Linked DNA regions of Homo sapiens: regions 1, 2, 3 and 5 are each linked to region 4. Evidence: chromatin contacts called from ENCODE Hi-C or POLR2A ChIA-PET data. All regions are on one chromosome and are shown on one strand. The core of a region is the stretch at or near the end of the contact, and the rest is flanking DNA. Distances in the headings are between cores, read along the strand shown. Region 1 overlaps TNIK (TRAF2 and NCK interacting kinase). Region 2 overlaps TNIK (TRAF2 and NCK interacting kinase). Region 3 has its middle 20 kb from the start of TNIK. Region 4 overlaps FNDC3B (fibronectin type III domain containing 3B). Region 5 overlaps NCEH1 (neutral cholesterol ester hydrolase 1).

Region 1 (3,897 bases), core at 771-3,270, 850 kb before region 4:
CTCTGATTTCAGGCACCCCTCACTCTGGCTTAATTCTTTCACTCTCACATATGGTTGTCTGATAAATCCAGCTAAAAGCAAAACCTGTGATGAGGTCTCAACTTGCTCCTCTGCCTCCCAACCCTCCCTTTAAGCTTGTGACCAAATTGCTGAATTCACCTCCTTTCTCATAGATCTGCCTGAAAAAAAAAAGAAAAGAAATCAGAAGACAGGTCCCCCCCCCACCCCACCCCCAGTTATCTCAAATGTCACGGCTAGGAAGTTTAGGCTGCATGGACCATCAAGACCCTACAATAAATTGAAGTAACAAACATATTACCTTCTCCCGAATCCTCTCTGAACAGATCACCGTTTCTCTACCCTCCCCAAGGGAAACTCTGATCAAACAAATCTAGCCACTCTTTCCCTTAAAGAGCAAAACTCACAAAATTAAGTTAAAAATTCATTCTTGAAGGTTGGAAAACAGCAGGAAATGTCTTTATTCTACATATTAAAACTTCCAGAGAAATCAATAAAACAAAGAATGTAACTAGCTGTCCTTCAAGAGTTTAAATAAAAACACACAACTAGCAAAATTATGAAGTGTGTCTTTCAGGATCCATTTTTCTGGACATGACTCAGACAACCAGCCATTTAAAGCCCTCTTTACATTTAGTGTTTTTAATATCTGCTCTTAAATTCTTAATTCATCCCAAAGTGCAAATGATTAATATTAAATTTCCTTTTTTCTTAAGAATGTTTATTTTAGCAAGAAAATAGTAACTTCCAGTACTTGTGGAACAACAGAACAAAGACCTTCCATACCTCATTTATATTGATCTTAATGTAGCGTGTCTATTACTAAAGACATTTTACAGAATAAAACCCCAAATAGTCTTAAAAAGATAATTTGATTTTCTTAAGGACCATTCTCCAAATTCTTCGGACCCCAAAGACCACACCACACTCTTCCTCTATCAGGCTGCTACAAGATGAAGGAATGATCAACTAATTTACAGAATTTTAGGCTTTACCTAGAGCAGTGGAGAATGCAGTTTTTAGAGTTTTAATATTTGCTCACCCTTCCCCATATAAAGCAGAGTCTCAAATATAAACCCAGATTTCCTGCCTGCAACTGTAAATTCAGTTTCTGGATATACATCACCAAGATAAACTGTTAGATACAAGCATCACCCAGATGTTTTGTAGTATTCATATTAATAATCCTATAAGCCTCTCTTTGGGGCAGAAAACAATGATCATTACTGATCCAATTTCCATTACTGGATGAAGACTCCCAACTACTAATACAGATACATGTGTCTATCCCTCCCTTTACAGCTAACATATAAGGGCTAAATGGAAATCCTAGTAGTACAGCATTTATCTATCATTTTGCAATAATCTGTGGGCAGATAACACAATAGCGACTCGTTCCTTTAATTCAATTTCATAATCAGAAGTGATATGCAAAATATAAGTACAGAAAAGCTATTTTCAGAAAATATGATCTGATTTTTCACAGTTTTTGAATAAGCAAGATAAACGTTATAATTTGGAGTATGGTAATGGCTTTGGGAATTGTGTTCTGAGAAGTAAAATAAAAAGGGATTTAGCATGTAGATTAATCATATGGCTTTTCCAAAGATTCAAAATTTTGAGAAAGCCATTTTTAACATATCTGAAAATCACTTAGAATTTTCAGTGCCATCCTAGCCTCTTCCTCTAATTTTGGTTCATAACCACATCTTATTTTGCTGGATTGCAATGGACTTTGAGGTTGCAATATGTTTTATCTGATGCTGATTCAATTTAGACAATAAAGGATTGAAGTTCTTGAAAGAAACATCTGGCCAACAAAACCTGATATGAGCAGAGAAACTATTAATCATTACTTTAGGTTATGGAAAATCCCACATTCAAATGAACCAAAAAGATTCTTGAAAATCTATCCCTCTACTCCCCATGAGGAAACAGTAGATTTTTCTAAAGCTCCCTGGGTGACAAATGCTGTCTGGTTACAACCATCTTAGCTAGAGCTAAGATGGTTTCAGAATCAAACTACAAATCATTTTGAAAGTTTCCTGTTTTGCAAACTCCGGATATAAGCTAAAGCGATTTTTCTATTCACTACCTAGACATCACCTGCTCATCAACAGATTTTAAAGCATCTTGCAGAGGCAAATTTCCAAAAAAGGTAGCCTAAGTACTTATCCACTATACCACCTCTTCAAAAGCAGCAGAGAATAAATACAAAGTTGTCTGATTAGTCAGTAAACAAAATGAATTCAAGCTGAGGTGCCTGAACACGGGCAAAGGAATGTTTTGTGCCACAGGCCCAAAAGAACAAAGCTCATTTTGTTGCACATTATCAGGTGTCATGGTTCATATCCTGGAGTGCCTTTAGAGACCCCAGGTGTGGCTGCTGCTCAGTGTTTCAGAAACATTCTTCTGTTTGGAAGGACATTGAAGAGCCGTAAATGCCACAACAGTTTCTCTACTTTCTAGGCCCTCTATGGTTTTGAAATTCATCCCATCTCCTTGGATTTATATTGATTGTGGGTATGGCTTAGTGGTGATGGGGGAAGGGGTCTAGTTCTCCAGGAGGAACTCAAAGGAAGGCAGTTGTATAGAACCACAGAAACATATAGAATTATAGAATAAAGTATTCTGAGCAGCTAATAAGACGACCATTTACTACTTTGCCACACAGAGGGAAAAGAAGGAAAACAGCTCCCAACAAGGAAAAAAAAAATAAGTACCCAATGGTCCTCTTCCCTCTTTTGAGCATGGCTGTTGTTTCGGGGTTTTTCCAAGCCTTGTTTTTTTTCATCAATTATTTTCTTTGATGCCTACTTCACTATGCATGGGAACAGAAAGCAAACTATTAGAAATTTTCACACTGCCAGAAGTTCAACAAATGAGTCTACAATTCCCAAGGCCCAGGGCCTAGAGAAATACCAGCTGAAATTAAAATAAGGAGAAAGAGAATCGATAAAGAGGTTAATTAGCTTATGTGGTACAGTCGAGGGAGGCAGAGCATTTTGCTGGGAAATAGCCAGGATGTCCCAATGGGGAGATGCAATCTTCTTAACCAAACGAGATGCCTGGGGAACTCTTTTCTCCAATACTTCATGAACACTAAAAAACAAAGCCACAGATACAAAGGACAGAGTGCTGGCCATGAAGAATCATGGGGAGCTACTTCATAAACACTTTAGGAAATACTGTTTTGCCCTCCAGCCAATTTCCTCTAAGCTTCAAGGTCAGAAAGAACTTTACAAAGGGTGACTAGCTGAGGAGTCATCCAATTTACTTCCTACTGACCCAAAAGAGAAGCCATTTATTACCACTGGCAGGAATGGATGAATTCTGACCATCCCCATTCTGACTTGGGAGTTTCTTTTTGACTGCAGTAGGGTATTTGAGTTTGAGGCCAGGGATCAAAATAAACTGAATGCTCACTCAGGACAGAAGAGTAACACTGGCCCCCCATGAAGAGAGTCCTCTGCACTTCCCCAGGGGTGAGTGTGTGACTGTATATTTTCAGTTTGGTATAAAAACATCAGGAGCAGAATAACTCACCTGCTGAGAGACAGGTCTACTTCCCTAGGTCTGAACATCCTTTCCATCTTTCTTTAAACTTAAAAAGCACCTATTAAGAACTGTTTACTCTGGTTTTAAAGTGGAACTGACATGACAAGCGGCTGCACAGAAACAGGCCGAGAGAGGAACAATGAAGTCATGAAGGAGGCAGCCCTGGGCCCATTTCATCTCAAAAGAAGACTGCTCACCACTGTATGCTACTCTGCCAAGGTCCTAGAGACTTAGAAGAAGCAAGGAACCATGCTGTAGAACCAGGGCAGGCGGTACTCTAGAACTGGGAATTCATTTTCCACAGGCTTAATGTAAAAAGAG
Region 2 (3,678 bases), core at 166-2,665, 830 kb before region 4:
ATAACATTTTCTTCAAGGCATTAGTCCAAGATCTGTATCCCAGCGAATCACAAAGAGGAGAAAGAAGAGCCAGCACAGAGTATTTATAGGTCACTGACTTGGTGCACAGCCAGAAGATTTTTTTTAACCAACATTTCTGCCAAAGGAACTATCTGCAGATTCTCTTAATGGTTTTTTGTTTTTTTTTTTTTTTTTGAGATGGAGTTTCGCTCTTGTTGCCCAGGCTGGAGTACAATGGCGCGATCTCAGCTCACTGCAACCTCCAACTCCTGGGTTCAAGCACTTCTCCTGCCTCAGCCTCCTGAGTAGCTGCAATTATGGGTGCCTGACACCACGCCCAGCTAATTTTTTTGTATTTTTAGTAAAGACGGGGTTTCGCCATGTTGGCCAGGCTGGTCCCGAACTCCTGGCCTTAGGTGATCCACCTGCCTCGGCCTCCCAAAGTGCTGGGATTACAGGCATGAGCCACCACGCCCGGCCTCTTAATCGTATCTTAAAGCATTTTAAAAATAACAAATGAAACTGAAAAAGATAAATCGAGGTATCTAAGCAGTTACACTGAACTCATTTCTGAAGCTCATGGACAAACTATGTAAAATCTCAAGAGACTGAAAACTATTTTCTATTCTCAAGATTCAAAGTAAAAACTTAGAATACAAAACTCTAAGAAAGAGAAGGCAGAATGGTGGCAGCTCCAGAGGGTGGGCAGAATCCTAATCTTACAACAGACCTGGGCAATTGCTGCTGTTAATTCTACCAGCAGAATGATGTAGGAGGGCTCCTTACAGCCTGGGCCCGCCTTATATTCTCTGCACAATCAGAGTGGAACCTGGGCACCTATTAGTCCCTTTCCATGCTATCTTCCTGTGAAGATTCTTATGAATAAGAAAACGTGACCTTTATCAAGGAATAATTTTATTCAAATTGTGTAAACTGGATATTTTCCACAGTTTCTTGTCAGGAGGTGGGCAGAGAAGTTAAATTTTATACCTACTTTAAAAAAAAAAAAAAGCCCCTCATGTAATGTTAGCAACTGACCAAATACTCCTTGGATTTCGTGTCTGGAGAGAAGGAACTAAGAAAACATACAGTTCTCTGAAATGTTTCCTGGATTCTTTCCTCTTTTTCCACAAAAATAGAACTACTCTTTTTCTTTTTTCTTTTTTCTCTTTTGATGGGGGATGAGGATTATACAGAAGATTTGGCAACCTAAATGAACATGAGAGAAAGCCAATAGTATAACTAAAGGAAGGGGATCGCCAAAACCATTCACTTAGGGGAATTTCAAACTTTGGTGCTAAAGCTTCCAAATAATCAGCATCACCATTCACCAAGGAGCAGAGGAGTTCGGTCTTGCTGACTGCCAGTTAAGGGCTCTGAAAAAAGACAGTCTCCTTGGCAGCCGTTCCAACCTGGCTCCTGCCCCCTGTGAACCAAGGAAAAGTGGAAATCTAATTCCATGTAGCCTGGAAGAAACCTTACAGGTCCAGGGCTGTGGAGAGGTCGGGTGAGGAACAGGAGTTCCCACCATGCCACTAGGGTTCTGGAAGCCCTGGGAAGCTGCCAGTGGCACTGCAGCACCAGGAACTGGTTCCTAGAGAACTGCCTCAAATCAGACACACATAAGGAAGTCAGGCAGTGATGGCGCTGCATGGGAATACAAGCAGAACAATCTCCTCAGAACTACTTCGAGGGTACTGTCTCTCAGCCATCTTCCAGGTTTTCCACAACCCACAAAGGTCTTTCAGGTGGGTATAATTTGGGGTTACTTGTTAAGATGGAGTTACAGCACAGCTTCATTGGCAAAGACAATGGGATCTCATATCTAGAAACAAAACTTTCTGGGTTTCACCATTTGCCCGTTATCCCCTGAGAAACATCAGCATCACCTGTTAACTTGCTTGGGAATGCAAATTCTCAGACCCAACCGAGACCTATGAATCTGAAACTCTGGAGGGGGGCGGCAGGGAGGAGGGCAGGAATTTGTGTCTTAGCCCCTCATTGTTAAGATTCTGATGCACACTAAAATTTGAGAACCATTGAGCATTCTAGAGCAACACAATTTCATGAAAAAATAGCTTTGGAAACAGCATCTGGATATTAGGCAAAAATATGTGCCTGAATAGAAGAAACACACTCCGTTCATAGTAGGGTTCTATTCCCCAATTTTTTAATTTAGTAGTTCTTTGTGAAAAATGTCCTCTCACATGCAGCATTTTAAAATGAGAAATCTGGGGCCTTCTCAACCAACTTCACACCCGCTTTCCAGGGCAGCTCAAAACAAATTACTGATAAATCAACATGGGGCACTCTGAATCATCAGTCCGTCTTTAGAACTCCCCACATGGTCAGCTGAGGCATTCCATTGAGAATGCATCATGTCTTGACTTCTCTCTCTGGCCAATCCTGCCGTCATTGCATTTCTTAATAAACCTCCTGCATGCTAAAAAAAAAATAAAAAATAAAATCAAATGAGCAATTTATTGCAAATAGCCAGTCCCAAAGAAATCCTTTTGCCTTTGTTGTTTCCCTCAAAATTGCACATTATTTAAGGGGCCTGTCTTTTACACATTTTTATTAGCACCTAGAGCAATACAAATCCTCCACAAACTCTAGCAAATATGTATTAATACAGTAATAAGTAATTCTAAGAGCAAGCACTCAAATTAGTAAGGTCTGGTTTCCTGTAGATTACTAAAGCAGGGAAGGAGTAAGGGGGAGAACTCAGAGAAAGCGTGCGCTGACTAAAAGACAGAAAGGAAGCAGAAAATTTATTCTGAGCAGATGCCAAGACTTTGCCACATGCTTACAGTAAGAGAAATGGAGAGCAGAGAAAATTATTTTTAAAACCTTCTTTCCTTGAGAACTAAGTTATCATAGCCCTGCTTTAAGATATTAGGTAAATACTTTTTCAATGCAAGACATAGGTGGACCCAGAATATTAGCAAGAAATGTGCCTTAAATTATTTAAAGGATACAGACTATTTATTTTCCATGGACAGGAATCATCTGTCTTCATTCATAAAATTCAAGCTGATAATTTTTTGATAAAACTGTTTTCTTTATAAATTGTTAATAAATAAATAAATTGTTGATAATGTATCATTTCTACCCAAGACTGGAACAAACACATCAGCCACTTAAATTCCTCAGCAATACTTAGGCTGCTGAATTTGTTATCAGTGGTAATATATGTTAGCTTGCCTGACTTTAACTGCATCTCCTCAAAGAAAAACGTAGATGAGAAAGTAAAAGTGTAGAGGTGGTGTGGTAGAGTGGAAACTGATGAGCTTTTCCGAAGTAGAGCTGGATCCTAATGCCAGCAGCTATATTGTTATGACTAAGTTAATTGACACTCAGGACTGTTTTCTCACCTATACAGTGAAGGCTGTGGCACAGTTTAAATGTGTTCATGTGTGTACAGTGCCTGTAAGATGATAAACACCAAATCAGTATTATTATTATTAAGAGGCACCCATTTTCATTTTAAATCAATTTATTAGATGTTAATAAAATTAACCCCTATTCCTCCATTCTGCCTTCCATTATTTGGCAGATAAGAAAGCTCTGGCCCAATTGTTCTCAACTCTGGCTGTATATTACAATCACTTGAAAGTTCTTGTGTGTTTTTTTAACTGCCATCTCGCCACAGAACAACTGGATCAGTGTCTGGGGCAG
Region 3 (3,714 bases), core at 674-3,173, 630 kb before region 4:
TGATGGCGTCCTTCTTGTTTAGTAACAGCAGCAGAGCAACCAACTGAGAAGGAACATTTAAAGCATGTGTTCTTAACCAGAGTCCTAGACCCTCACATGATCTTCAAGTGCTCCATGAACCCCCCTGAAATTGTGGACATTTTTGATGTCTGCATATGTGCATTTTTCTGAGGAAGATGGTCCACAGCTTCAAAATTATCAAAAGTATTCCAAAACTAAGAAAACTTTACAGCTCGTGGGCCAGGCGTGGTGGCTCATGCCTGTAATTCCAGCACTTTGGGAGGCTGAGGCCGGTGGATCATCTGAGGTCAGGAGTTCGAGACCAGCCTGGCCAACATGGTGAAACCCTGTCTCTACTAGAAATACAAAAATTAGCTGGATGTGTTGGTGGGTGCCTGAAATCTCAGCTACTTGGGAGGCTGAGGGAGGAGAATCACTTGAACCCGGGAGGTGGAGCTGAGATCGTGCCACTGCACTCTGACCTGGGCGACAAGAGGGAGACTCTGTCTCAAAAAAAAAAAAAAAAAGTTTAGAGCTCATGGATTAAGACGTTCTTGCCTTTATCATGGATGTTGATTTTCCTATTTTAGGAAAAGAGCCAAAGCTTGTTATTACCTTATTGAGTTTCTGTATAACAGAGGCCTGTGATTCCTGAATTTTAGTAAGCTTAGTGATAACCTGAATACAGCAACAAATACAAATATGACCTGGTATTAGATGATATTTAAAGAATCATTATTATTTTTGTTACGTGCTATTTAAGAAAACTTTTCTGATCATTTAATTATGAACATATATGGAAGTTTTATTACCACAATGCTTTTATATCATGCAAGAAAAAAGGCCCCTAACAAGTTCATTCAAATATTCACTGCTTTATTTTATAGAAAAAGAGACTGGTAAGATACTCAATATAGGACAGATTGAAAAAGACAGAACGTCTAAAGTTCACTCAATCCTTGACTAGTAGTCAGTTGGATAGGTCAGTAAATGATTTCCAGAACAAGCTTTAATCCCATTAACGTTCATCAGAAAAGTGCTTAAGAATTTCACCATGAATGCAAATATTGGATTTTAAGCCACCGTGAATAGGTCTTCTCAAATGTATTTGAATTGATTCATCTTCCATTTTAAGATCTTTTTAAAAGCTATTTTAGAATTTCTGAGAAATTTCAGATATGGTTATTGGGTTTACCGTAATTTAAAAATATTATTATAACTTTAGCTGGGGACTAAACCTTAATATAGGGTTTTGAGACTGGTCCTGTCTGTCAGTCAGTCATTTGGTGAGTTGGTGGAGACTGCACATCTATACTGTAGTGGGCATACCAGGAGAATAACCACCAGAGGTCGGTTGAAACATTTAGAGCCTGGCCATCCAAAATCAAAGGCAAGGGCCAGGCGCGGTGGCTCACGCCTGTAAACCTAGCACTTTGGGAGGTTGAGGTGGGTGGATCACCTGAGGTCAGGAATTTGTGACCAGCCTGGCCAACATAGTGAAACCCGTCTCCACTAAGAATACAAAAAATTAGCCAGGCGTGGTGGCGGGTGCCTGTAATCCCAGGTACTCGGGAGGCTGAGGCAGGAGAATCTCTTGAACCCAGGAGGCGGTGGTTGCAGTGAGCTGAAATCACACCATTGCACTCCAGCCTGGGTGACAGGAGCGAAACATGGTCTCAAAAAACCCAAAAAAACAAAATCAAAGGTGAAATCCAATGCATTGTTGCCAAACTGACTTGTGGGTAGAAATATCATCTTCCATAATTGAAATATATCTTTCATAGGTGGAAAAATAGCCCCATTTCCAATTTAAACAAAAAACAACTACAAAAAAATTCATCTTACATGCTTCACACTTCAAAAACATTATCACTTTCATTACTGAGTCATCAAAACTTCCTGAGTATTTCTTTTTTAAGTAAAAGGACCAATCACTAACCTGTTTTCTTTTCCACCTCACCATCTACAACAACAACAAAAAAGCTCAGAAATAGTCTGGTGAAACTATGCAGTGGGCACGGTTTTTCTGTGGCTTTCTTCCTTCCACCTTCTCAGTCCCTTCTCACACAGAACTCCCAGCCCTCTCTCTCCCTGTTCTAAGAGTCCTAGAACTGTTAAGGGATGCTTTGTATCTCTCCTAAAGTCTCTAAACCAAAGTTCCCTTTTCCTTCCCTTCCTGATGAAGCGAACCCTGTATCTTTCCCTGTTCCTGACCTCAGTGGAGTGCTGCCACCTGATCCTTCATTTATTTCTAGTTCACTCCTTATCACATTCCCCAGAATCCCTTTCCAATTTTTCTTTTTGTCCCAGTACCCACTACACACACTTACCTTGCAATCTTCTTTTCATAAGCCACTTTGCTACCTATGATGACATGATGGCAGCAGGCAGCTGCTTTGCCGCTACTCACAGTGTACTATCTGTGAATGGTGCCCCTGGAGTTGGGTACACAGGGAACACATTGGGAATGCAGCTGGGAGGTGTGAAGGTCACAGTCTTGGATGAGGCCATCTAAATGGAATGACCACAGGTTACCCCTTTCCTCTTCAAGATTCCTCTTGGTTGTCATTCCTTCCTCCTTGCCAGCACCTCCCTTTCTTGGCAGACCACATGCTTGGGATTGAGGCAGCCCCTTTCCAGCCGTATGACTTTGGGAAGGTTACTTAAGTCTTCGAAGTATTTATTTTCTTATTTAGAAAAACGGGGATATAATAGCATTTATCTCATGGTATTATCAAGTGGAATAAATGAGATAATGTCTGTAAGAGTACTGGCCCAGGGGGATGGTTAGCCAAGTTAGCTGTTGCTATAATTCCTAATTCTAAGGCTGAGATTCTACCCGTGAGGTCTGTAAAGTCTCTCTACAGTCTTTGAGAAGTGATCTGCTCCCCTCACTTCTCCATGAAAATTTCTATTTTTCTCCATATTTATTTTTAAAACACATTTTACCTCGTTGATAGCTGGAATTGAATTTAAACAGTCCTCAATGCCTTAGAATGATCAAATTATTAACACAGACAATCTCTCCACAACGATTCTGTGCCCACTTTCTAGTGTGTGGTTTTTTTGTTTGTTTGTTTGTTTGTTTGTTTTTTGAGACAGAGTTTCGCTCTTGTTGCCCAGGCTGGAGCACAATGGTGCGATCCCGGCTCACCACAACCTCCACCTCCTGGGTTCTAGTGATTCTCCTGCCTCAGCCTCCCGAGTAGCTGGGATTACAGGCATGCGCCACCACGCCTGGCTAATTTTTTGTATTTTTAGTAGAGACAGGGTTTCTCCATGTTGGTCAGGCTGGTCTCTAACTCCCAACCTCAGGTGATCCGCCCACCTCGGCCTCCCAGTGTGCTGGGATTACAGGCTTGAGCCACCACGCCCGGCGTGTGTTTCAGCCTTTGTGTCTCTTATGCTGCATTGGTCCTCACCCTGTGTTCTTTGTTCATAATAATAATAATAGTAGTAGTAGCAGAAGTAATAATAATTACCATTTTCTAAATGTGTCTCTTCTATCAGACTCCTTATTTACATGCTCAATTTAATCTCCACAGTTGGTTGGTATTATTATTTCCACTATATAGTTGAGGAAACTGAGGTCAAGAGTTTTTCAATACATTGCCCAACGTATCAGAGCCTGTAATGTTGAATCTGGGGATGTCTTATCCTAAAACCCATTCCCACTCCTAGCCCCAGGCAACCACTAATCTATTTTCTGTCTCC
Region 4 (3,594 bases), core at 1-2,500:
ATTTCTTCATTTGTAAAGGGTAGTTGATTTCAAGAATGGATTCATGATCACATCTCCGTGGTGTGTTGGGGGACAGTGTGGATGTGGTACAGCCTTGACCAAAATGCCTGAGTCCTGTGATAGATTTGGCCAGCTCAGATACACATCTGTCTAGGAAAGAAGGAACCCAGACCAAGAAGATGAGTGTTAGTCAGGGTGGTTTCTACTGAGACTTTTTGACTAAGATGAAAATGAGTTACAGTGCGGTTATCCAGAGATCACACATCTGGCCTGCTCAGCTACCTTCACAGCTGATGATCAGCTGGTGGTGAAAAGGAAGACTGCACAAAGCGCACGAGGAACTTCTGAAACTGTACTCAGGGACTCCTCTCTGTGTGTGTATGTAACTGACAATCTGGCCGCTCAGCCCAAAGAAAATTTAAGACAGCAAATTTAGGAAAAGGCCCTGAGACTGGAGGGAGTGTGGTTAATGAAGAAAAGAGAAAGAAAAAAAAACATTAAAATTAAGCATAAGAACTTATTGGGAGGCCGAGGCGGGCGGATCACAAGGTCAGGAGTTCGAGACCAGCTTGGTCAACATAGTGAAACCCCGTCTCTACTAAAAATACAAAAAATAGTTGGGCATGGTGGCACGTGCCTGTAGTCCCAGCTACTCGGGAGGCTGAGGCAGGAGAATAGCTTGAACCCAGGAGGCGGAGTTTGTGGTGAGCTGAGATCACGCCACTGCACTCCATCCTGGGCAACAGAGTGAGACTCTGTCTCAAAAAAAAGAAAAAAAAAAAGTAGAGGTGGGGTGATAATAGCTCTGTATATGTAAGGTCAAAATGTTTCAGTAACATCCTCATCCATCACCTTATGACTGAATACAGTATTCTTATAAACTGTCCTGAAATCCCTAAGAAAAAAGCTGTGGCCAGCCTGCTCTTTAATGAAGAACATGTGTAATTTCCATTCGCAATCATTACAAACAAATAGAGTAAGCTTTAGTTCTTAAAGTTAACTGTATGGATGAAAGCCTTCCACATCCATTGCTTCCTCTTTTAATTCCATTGAAAAGCCTTGTCGGCTTTCATCAGGTAGGTATTCCTGAGGTCTCCTCACAGCTGAGTTGAGCCACCCTGTTGAGAGTTAAGTCCACGTGTAGTTTTGTCTCAGTTACTGGTTAAAACAGAGGAGGTTCACTTTTGGGTTGCTGTGACTATAGAGTGATGACTGCTCATGACAAGCCTTCCCAGGCCTCCTGGCCTGACTTAACCTGCTTTAACTGTTGATGGTTTTGCAATGTGGTTTCCCCACTTCACAACCTGAATCTGTGACTTTCTACTGGGAACACTCACTACGTTTCCCTTTTCATGCCTGGGGAATAACCAAAAAGATACTACTGTGAACGCTAAGTTTTATGTTTTCATGCTTTTATGCTTTTCCTCCTTGCCTTTTCTCTAGTCTGTTTTCTATGGAGCATAGACTAAGTCATTTCTATTTTATGATCATTTTAAGGGACAGCTTGGCAGGCAGTTGGCTTTTAAGTAGTTGGGCAGTTCCTTGCCTCGAAATAATTCATTTCTTTGTATGTCTCTTGCATTCTAGGCAAATAAAAGTACTCTCTGTGTGTGCATGGAGCACAGAAATGGGGATTTAAACATCGTTGGCTGCATGTAGGCCCCATCTAGCTGAATCTGTTACCTTATATTCTTGTCAGGATGAAGTCTGGTTTATCTCTGGTGAAACTGTTAGGGATTACAAAGAAGGCCTTGGATTCTTTTTTTTTTTTTTTTTTTGAGACGGAGTCTTGCTCTGTCACCCAGGCTGGAGTGCAGTGGTGGGATCTCGGCTCCCTGCAAGCTCCGCCTCCCGGGTTCACGCCATTCTCCTGCCTCAGCCTCCCAAGTAGCTGGGACTACAGGCGCCCGCCACTGCGCCCGGCTAATTTTTTTGTATTTTTAGTAGAGACGGGGTTTCACCGTTTTAGCCGGGATGGTCTCGATCTCCTGACCTCGTGATCCGCCCGCCTCGGCCTCCCAAAGTGCTGGGATTACAGGCGTGAGCCCCGCGCCCGGCCGAAGGCCTTGGATTCTAGCAAGCTGGTGGCTGAGGGAAAAGATCAGCAATACTGGTTATGGCTAAGTGAGACTGCTGGGCTCACAGTGGCCTTTATTCACTTTTATTATTTCTTCTGTTTTCTCCATGATCAACGGTGTGACTGTTGGGTGGTTGAATTGAAACTTAGGAGTGTATGATGTTCATATGTTCCCACTTGATCTTTCTCAGGAGTGTTTGTACATACAGCCTCCCTGTCTCCCCTTCCTCCATCCCTTCCCAGTCATTTCTAGTAACCACTGAACACTGTATGAGGTGGAAAGTCCATCACGTAGTAGAGAAAAAGATTCAGGCATCTCACCTAAAGTTGTCTATGAAGTTTTCAAAAGCAAATATAATGATCTCCTTGTGCCAGTGGACTTCTTTGGTTTATTTGGGGGGTAAAATGCCTTATGAAAAGAGATGGTTTTGCACATCTGTGTCAGTCCCCATACTCTTCTATCCTACTTCTGTAAGGCCTTTGTGGGCCTGGGTCTGGGGGATCCATCTACCTTATCCCACACTTGCAGAACCTGGAGTTAATGCCCTGCTTAGGACTTGACACCTGTGCTTAAGGGTGCTATTTAGCGGGGTTGGATTGCTATGTCTCATTGACAGCGGTCCTGTTAGTTAACACAATGCCTACCAGAAGGTTAGAGTTGTTAGTGTTAGATGTGTTGTTGGTGTTCAGACATTCTTCGGTACTAGAGACAGGAGACCAGGAATGCCTAAATATTGTACCAGATCACAACTGTCTTCTCTTACTCAGTTCAACCTCCCCATTCCCTCACAGGACTCACACAAGAAACAATGAGAAATAGGAACAAAGTAGCACCATTATTTGGATTTGAGCTGCAAATCCAAGTGTTCAAAACTTTGGTTAGATGGGTTGGACCACATGGAGTATAGACAGCTTCAGCCCAAAGCAGGTCCTAAGGACCCTCATCTCCCTCCCATTTGAACTCTCTAAACCTGTATCATTATTTACTGTACGCTGGCCTAATAGAAGGACCTATGGAGGCTGAAGGGACCTAGAGTGAGGCCCTGAAATGGGTTTACTCCTCTTGCCTTGTTGGATAAGAGAGAAGAGGTTCTATCCTTAGGCTCACCTGTAAGATGTCAGAGCTATGCCAAGCAGGAGAGGGCTTTGGCACTCGCTAATGTAGCAGAGGGGATGCAGAGAAGACAACAGAGCCACAGTCTGCACCACAGCCTCAATAGCAAGTGCCCAAGGAGGAGGGAAGAAAAGGTGAAATTGCTTCTCCACCCTTAGATCCTTATACTCAGACCCCCTAATGTAAATAACCACCCTGTTAATCCAACCTGCGATTTTGAAGAAACATTAAATAAGACATCATACTTAGCACTTTGGGAGGCCGAGGTAGGTGGATCACCTGAGGTCATGTCAGGAGTTCAAGACTGGCCTGGCCAACATGGCGAAACCCTGTCTCTACTAAAAATATGAAAATTAGGCGGGCATAGTGGTGCGTGCCTGTAATCCCAGCTACTTAGGAGGTT
Region 5 (3,693 bases), core at 667-3,166, 530 kb after region 4:
TTGTAGTTCTTTGTGAAGGATGCAGGCAAGAGGGATGTCCAGTTTAGACGGGCCCTGACAGCAGCAGCCTCTTCCACATCAAGTGAAGTGTGATTGTTAACGATCATTGCCTGCACAAAGTCATAGTTGCCTTTGAAGTAGTCCACCCAATACTTCACCATGACATAGCGGGGCAGGATTGGGGTGTTCACATTTTGCTGATAAGATGGTGTGTTAAAATCTAAAGCTTGAAGAACTGGATAAATTAAAGCTTGTAGTTTGAGCTTATTTTTTAGGCTGGCATCTTGAGTAAACTAGAGAAGAGGAAGCAAATACATTATTTCATTTTGCATGCCTTCTTTTATAGGAACCATACCCTGTAGAGTAGCTTCATGTGTTACTCTGAATCTGTCAATGGTATAAGTGTTACATTTCTACCAGGCACTGTATAAATAATAAAGTTTAAAAAATAATTCTCCATCATTACCATCACCACCCTATCAAGCTGCTAGATATTTAACTAAGAAAGGTATGATGTTTACAACTCAGTTTTGAGTGAACCCTGTACTTGTATCTATCTTTAGGCAGTTAAGACACCTAGGTATTATGAATGGATAATGTGTGAACCTTATTTAATTTTTTATTCCCTACAAAACCCCCAAAAAGGTCATGGCTTCCTAGGGGGAAAAAAATTAGTCTTATTCTTCCAGAAGAGAGGGGCAGAAAAAACTTAATAAGCAGATTATGAGACTCCTGAGTGTTTAAGTAGGACCTCAGGGTATGCTTTCTGGTGAGCATCTTCACGCTTGGTGAGACAGAATTTAAATAGTTCTGGCAATGCACCCTCCATTCTACATAATGAGCATATGCCAGAGTGAAGTTGTCATGGGAATGTGAATGAATCCCCTACCTCAACAGATCTCAGTCCCCCAACACCTCCCCACAGTGTTAACATTGCCCCATTTTGTAATTCTAGTGTGCAAAATTATATATTTGTCGTGTAACATCTAAAAGAAAGCTAACTAGTCATGAAGCTTCATAGACAACTAAATGATCTTCAAGGTAACTTTAGCCATACACTTCTGCTTCATACTTGGACTTTAGAAACCCATTCCCAGGTGAGATATGACTGCTCTCCAAAAGCAAGAATGGTCAGTAAATAGCACTTTGAATATGTGCCAAAAATTGTATACACATCACCTCACTAAGTCCTTGCAACAGCCCTGCAATCAGATGACACTGTCCTCGTTTTTCTGAGGCTCAGAGAGGTTAAGGGACTTATCCAGGGCCCCGCAGCACTCAACGGTGGGTCCTGGGTTAGATCCCAGTGCTGTCTGGCTTCAAAGCCAAGAATGTTCTCTCCACTGAGCCAAGACTCTCTTCTGACCATATTTGGATGGAAAACTTGCCAATGCCAAATGGAAAATCAAGTTCTTGAATTATAGCAAAAGAGTTAGAAGCCAAGGTACATCATAATTAGAATGACAGATGGTATTTGAGGACACCAAATGAAATTTGGAGGTGAGAAGACAAAGATGTCTTAAGTTACTTCATCCATAACAGGAAGAAAATGTGCTTTTTCCCACTTGCCAAAAAAATTGGGGTGCTATTAGAAGCTAGATATAGTTTTCAAAGAATTAAACCAGGTAAAGCTCATAGTAACTTGTAAGATAATATTTAAATGGCTGAATCGTTTAATTTCTTTCTTTTACATTAAAAAAAAGTTGGGGAAACAAATTTTAAGGTTTTAATTTGGCTCAAAGTTGTAAGGAACAATCTTAGGAACTGGAATTTAAGCAAAAATACTCCGATTTGCAAGTCAAACATGAAAAAGGAGCAGGGGATACTGGAGTTCCATACATAGCCCTGAGAAGCAAGGGATGTCAGCCCTTCTCTAACACTGACTGTAATCAGGGACTTTACAAAGACTCATAGGTGATACTTCCTCCAATGACTCATCTTCCTACTTCAACGAGATCTCTGAGAGCTCTACAAGTGTAATCACATGAACAATTTGGCCATCTAGTGACCGGCCCACCCAGCTATGCATTTGCCACACATAATGGAGGGTGTGTTGGTCTGCTAGACCTTGTCATGCACCGCTTAACCCACCAGCACCTTAGGACAGTGGTGTTACCTGTTGTCCAAGGGCAGCAGCCAGATTTCCACCAGCACTGTCACCAGAAATGCAAATTCTGCCTGGATCAACCATATACTTCTGTAAGACTTCTGGCTTCAGGAAATACTTTGTGGCCCGTACAACATCATGAATTTGCTCAGGAAAATAAACCTTTGGAACTAGCCTGTATCTGTAAAAACAAAAGTTGTATTCATTTAAGGCCTTCTCCAATTTTGGGGGACATTTAAAGTTTAGATGGAAACTGGTTCTTTTAAATCTGGAAATAGATAAGAAATTAATTCAATGGAATTATTGTATGAAAAAGAAAAAATAATAAAATATAAAAATAAACCATTTTCTTGCAAATCAAATACTTAGTTTAAAATGTGATGATTTTGTATTAGTAATAGTACTATTTTTCTTTAAACTATCAGCCACCAAACCAAACCTACTTACCACCAAGAACAACCAAAATAAAACTAACAAGTAAAAGGCGAATGTTCATTACAAAGACATGGATAGCACCGTAATAGATTTTAGAATTTTATTTCTGGAAGTCAGCATTCCATTCATAATGCCTCTGGGTTACGAGGTGACTTGGCAGGATTAACCACTTCATTGATCTCACATTTAATGAGTCCATCATTTACTTCATATAATAAAACTGTACTTCACTGGAGAGGTCCATATTAGCCTGACATTAAACCCAAGAAATGCATTCAATACCTGGAAGACTGTAACTAAAAGGCCGGTTGTTAACTCACAAAAGGGAAGCTAAGTTTTCCAGACGGCCTAGAGCAGGCCCTCGGGGATACTTCTGGGGCTTCTCCAACTGGCCCCACTTCGCAAGATCAGAGTCCTTTGGAATCCTACTCTGTACACCTAGTAGAATTCATATCCCCTTAAGATTCCCAGAAAGCTCTGGTTTTGTCAAATGCCTCACCCATAGTGTTATCTTACACATCTACATTGGCAATCTTGGTTTAGAGTTCCCTCTCACTCTCTACTCCCCTCTTTTGCTTATTAATTCTCACTCATCCTTTAAGCCTTAACTGGAGGGTTTGGCCTCCTCTGGGCAGCCTTCCTTGGTCATATCTCCACTTGCTTTTGGGCTTGAACTGGCTACCATTCCTTGATATTTCTATGTGCCAGGGTACGTCACTCACTGTTCTTATTGGCTCATATGAAAATTATCATATGTTTTTCCTAAAGATTGTGTTCTCTGATATCAGGAACTGTGTTTTATTCATAACTGTGCTTCCAGTATCTGCCAATGTGAGGGGCACATAATCATCCATCCAATAAATCTTTTTTGAGTATTAACATACCTTCATTTTGCAAACGAAGAAACTAAGGCATACAAAAGTTACTTGATTTGCAAAAACTCAAAAACAGACCAAAATTAGGTAGGATAAAAACTAATTACCTAATTAAAAATTAATAACAGCCAATGAAGACTCAAGACTTTTGATTTCCATCTTATAATTAGCATACTTATTTTCACAAACTAATTTTTTCTAAGCTACTCTAAATAAAGACATTTATTTTCCACAGTCTAAAATCCAGCTAGTTGGGCTGAGAGCGGTGGCTCACAC

What was found. Hi-C counts contacts between places; a loop is a spot of excess contacts on that map. ChIA-PET counts read pairs that join two places held with the same protein, here RNA polymerase II (POLR2A). Pooled maps may share reads with other maps.
Region 1: a map of naive thymus-derived CD4-positive, alpha-beta T cell shows a loop between it and region 4 (2.7-fold over the local background). The contact joins two enhancer-like sites. A Hi-C loop is called at or near these places in 1 of 168 maps with a recorded cell type or tissue (naive thymus-derived CD4-positive, alpha-beta T cell), 4 of 37 single-sample maps with no recorded cell type and 9 of 50 pooled maps.
Region 2: a pooled map shows a loop between it and region 4 (5-fold over the local background). The contact joins two enhancer-like sites. A Hi-C loop is called at or near these places in 1 of 168 maps with a recorded cell type or tissue (HepG2), 3 of 37 single-sample maps with no recorded cell type and 8 of 50 pooled maps. POLR2A ChIA-PET finds 5 or more read pairs at or near these places in 2 of 52 experiments (activated T-cell and naive thymus-derived CD4-positive, alpha-beta T cell).
Region 3: a pooled map shows a loop between it and region 4 (3-fold over the local background). The contact joins two enhancer-like sites. A Hi-C loop is called at or near these places in 5 of 50 pooled maps. POLR2A ChIA-PET finds 5 or more read pairs at or near these places in 2 of 52 experiments (BJ and activated naive CD4-positive, alpha-beta T cell).
Region 5: a loop to region 4 is called in a pooled map, with 4 times the contacts of the local background. The contact joins two enhancer-like sites. A Hi-C loop is called at or near these places in 2 of 50 pooled maps. POLR2A ChIA-PET finds 5 or more read pairs at or near these places in 2 of 52 experiments (T-cell and activated naive CD8-positive, alpha-beta T cell).

Annotation. Positions count from the first base shown.
Region 1 is chr3:171,253,376-171,257,272 of GRCh38, forward strand. All of the region lies in intron 2 of TNIK (TRAF2 and NCK interacting kinase), which reads right to left. Among named protein-coding and RNA genes, the nearest start is that of MIR569, 150 kb to the left of the region's middle. RefSeq lists enhancers at 2,413-2,462, 3,604-3,653. Within about 2 kb of position 2,021, at least 6 of the 41 ENCODE cell types and tissues checked have a DNase peak (open chromatin) inside an H3K27ac peak, as active enhancers do.
Region 2 is chr3:171,282,164-171,285,841 of GRCh38, forward strand. All of the region lies in intron 2 of TNIK (TRAF2 and NCK interacting kinase), which reads right to left. Among named protein-coding and RNA genes, the nearest start is that of TNIK, 180 kb to the right of the region's middle. RefSeq lists an enhancer at 3,183-3,242. Within about 2 kb of position 1,416, at least 13 of the 41 ENCODE cell types and tissues checked have a DNase peak (open chromatin) inside an H3K27ac peak, as active enhancers do.
Region 3 is chr3:171,478,773-171,482,486 of GRCh38, forward strand. No RefSeq gene overlaps it. Among named protein-coding and RNA genes, the nearest start is that of TNIK, 20 kb to the left of the region's middle. Within about 2 kb of position 1,924, at least 4 of the 41 ENCODE cell types and tissues checked have a DNase peak (open chromatin) inside an H3K27ac peak, as active enhancers do.
Region 4 is chr3:172,107,406-172,110,999 of GRCh38, forward strand. All of the region lies in intron 1 of FNDC3B (fibronectin type III domain containing 3B), which reads left to right. Among named protein-coding and RNA genes, the nearest start is that of FNDC3B, 70 kb to the left of the region's middle. Within about 2 kb of position 1,251, at least 4 of the 41 ENCODE cell types and tissues checked have a DNase peak (open chromatin) inside an H3K27ac peak, as active enhancers do.
Region 5 is chr3:172,633,800-172,637,492 of GRCh38, forward strand. It overlaps NCEH1 (neutral cholesterol ester hydrolase 1), which reads right to left. Exons shown (of 5, transcript NM_020792.6): 4 at 2,117-2,288; 5 at 1-293. Among named protein-coding and RNA genes, the nearest start is that of LINC02068, 40 kb to the left of the region's middle. Within about 2 kb of position 1,917, at least 4 of the 41 ENCODE cell types and tissues checked have a DNase peak (open chromatin) inside an H3K27ac peak, as active enhancers do.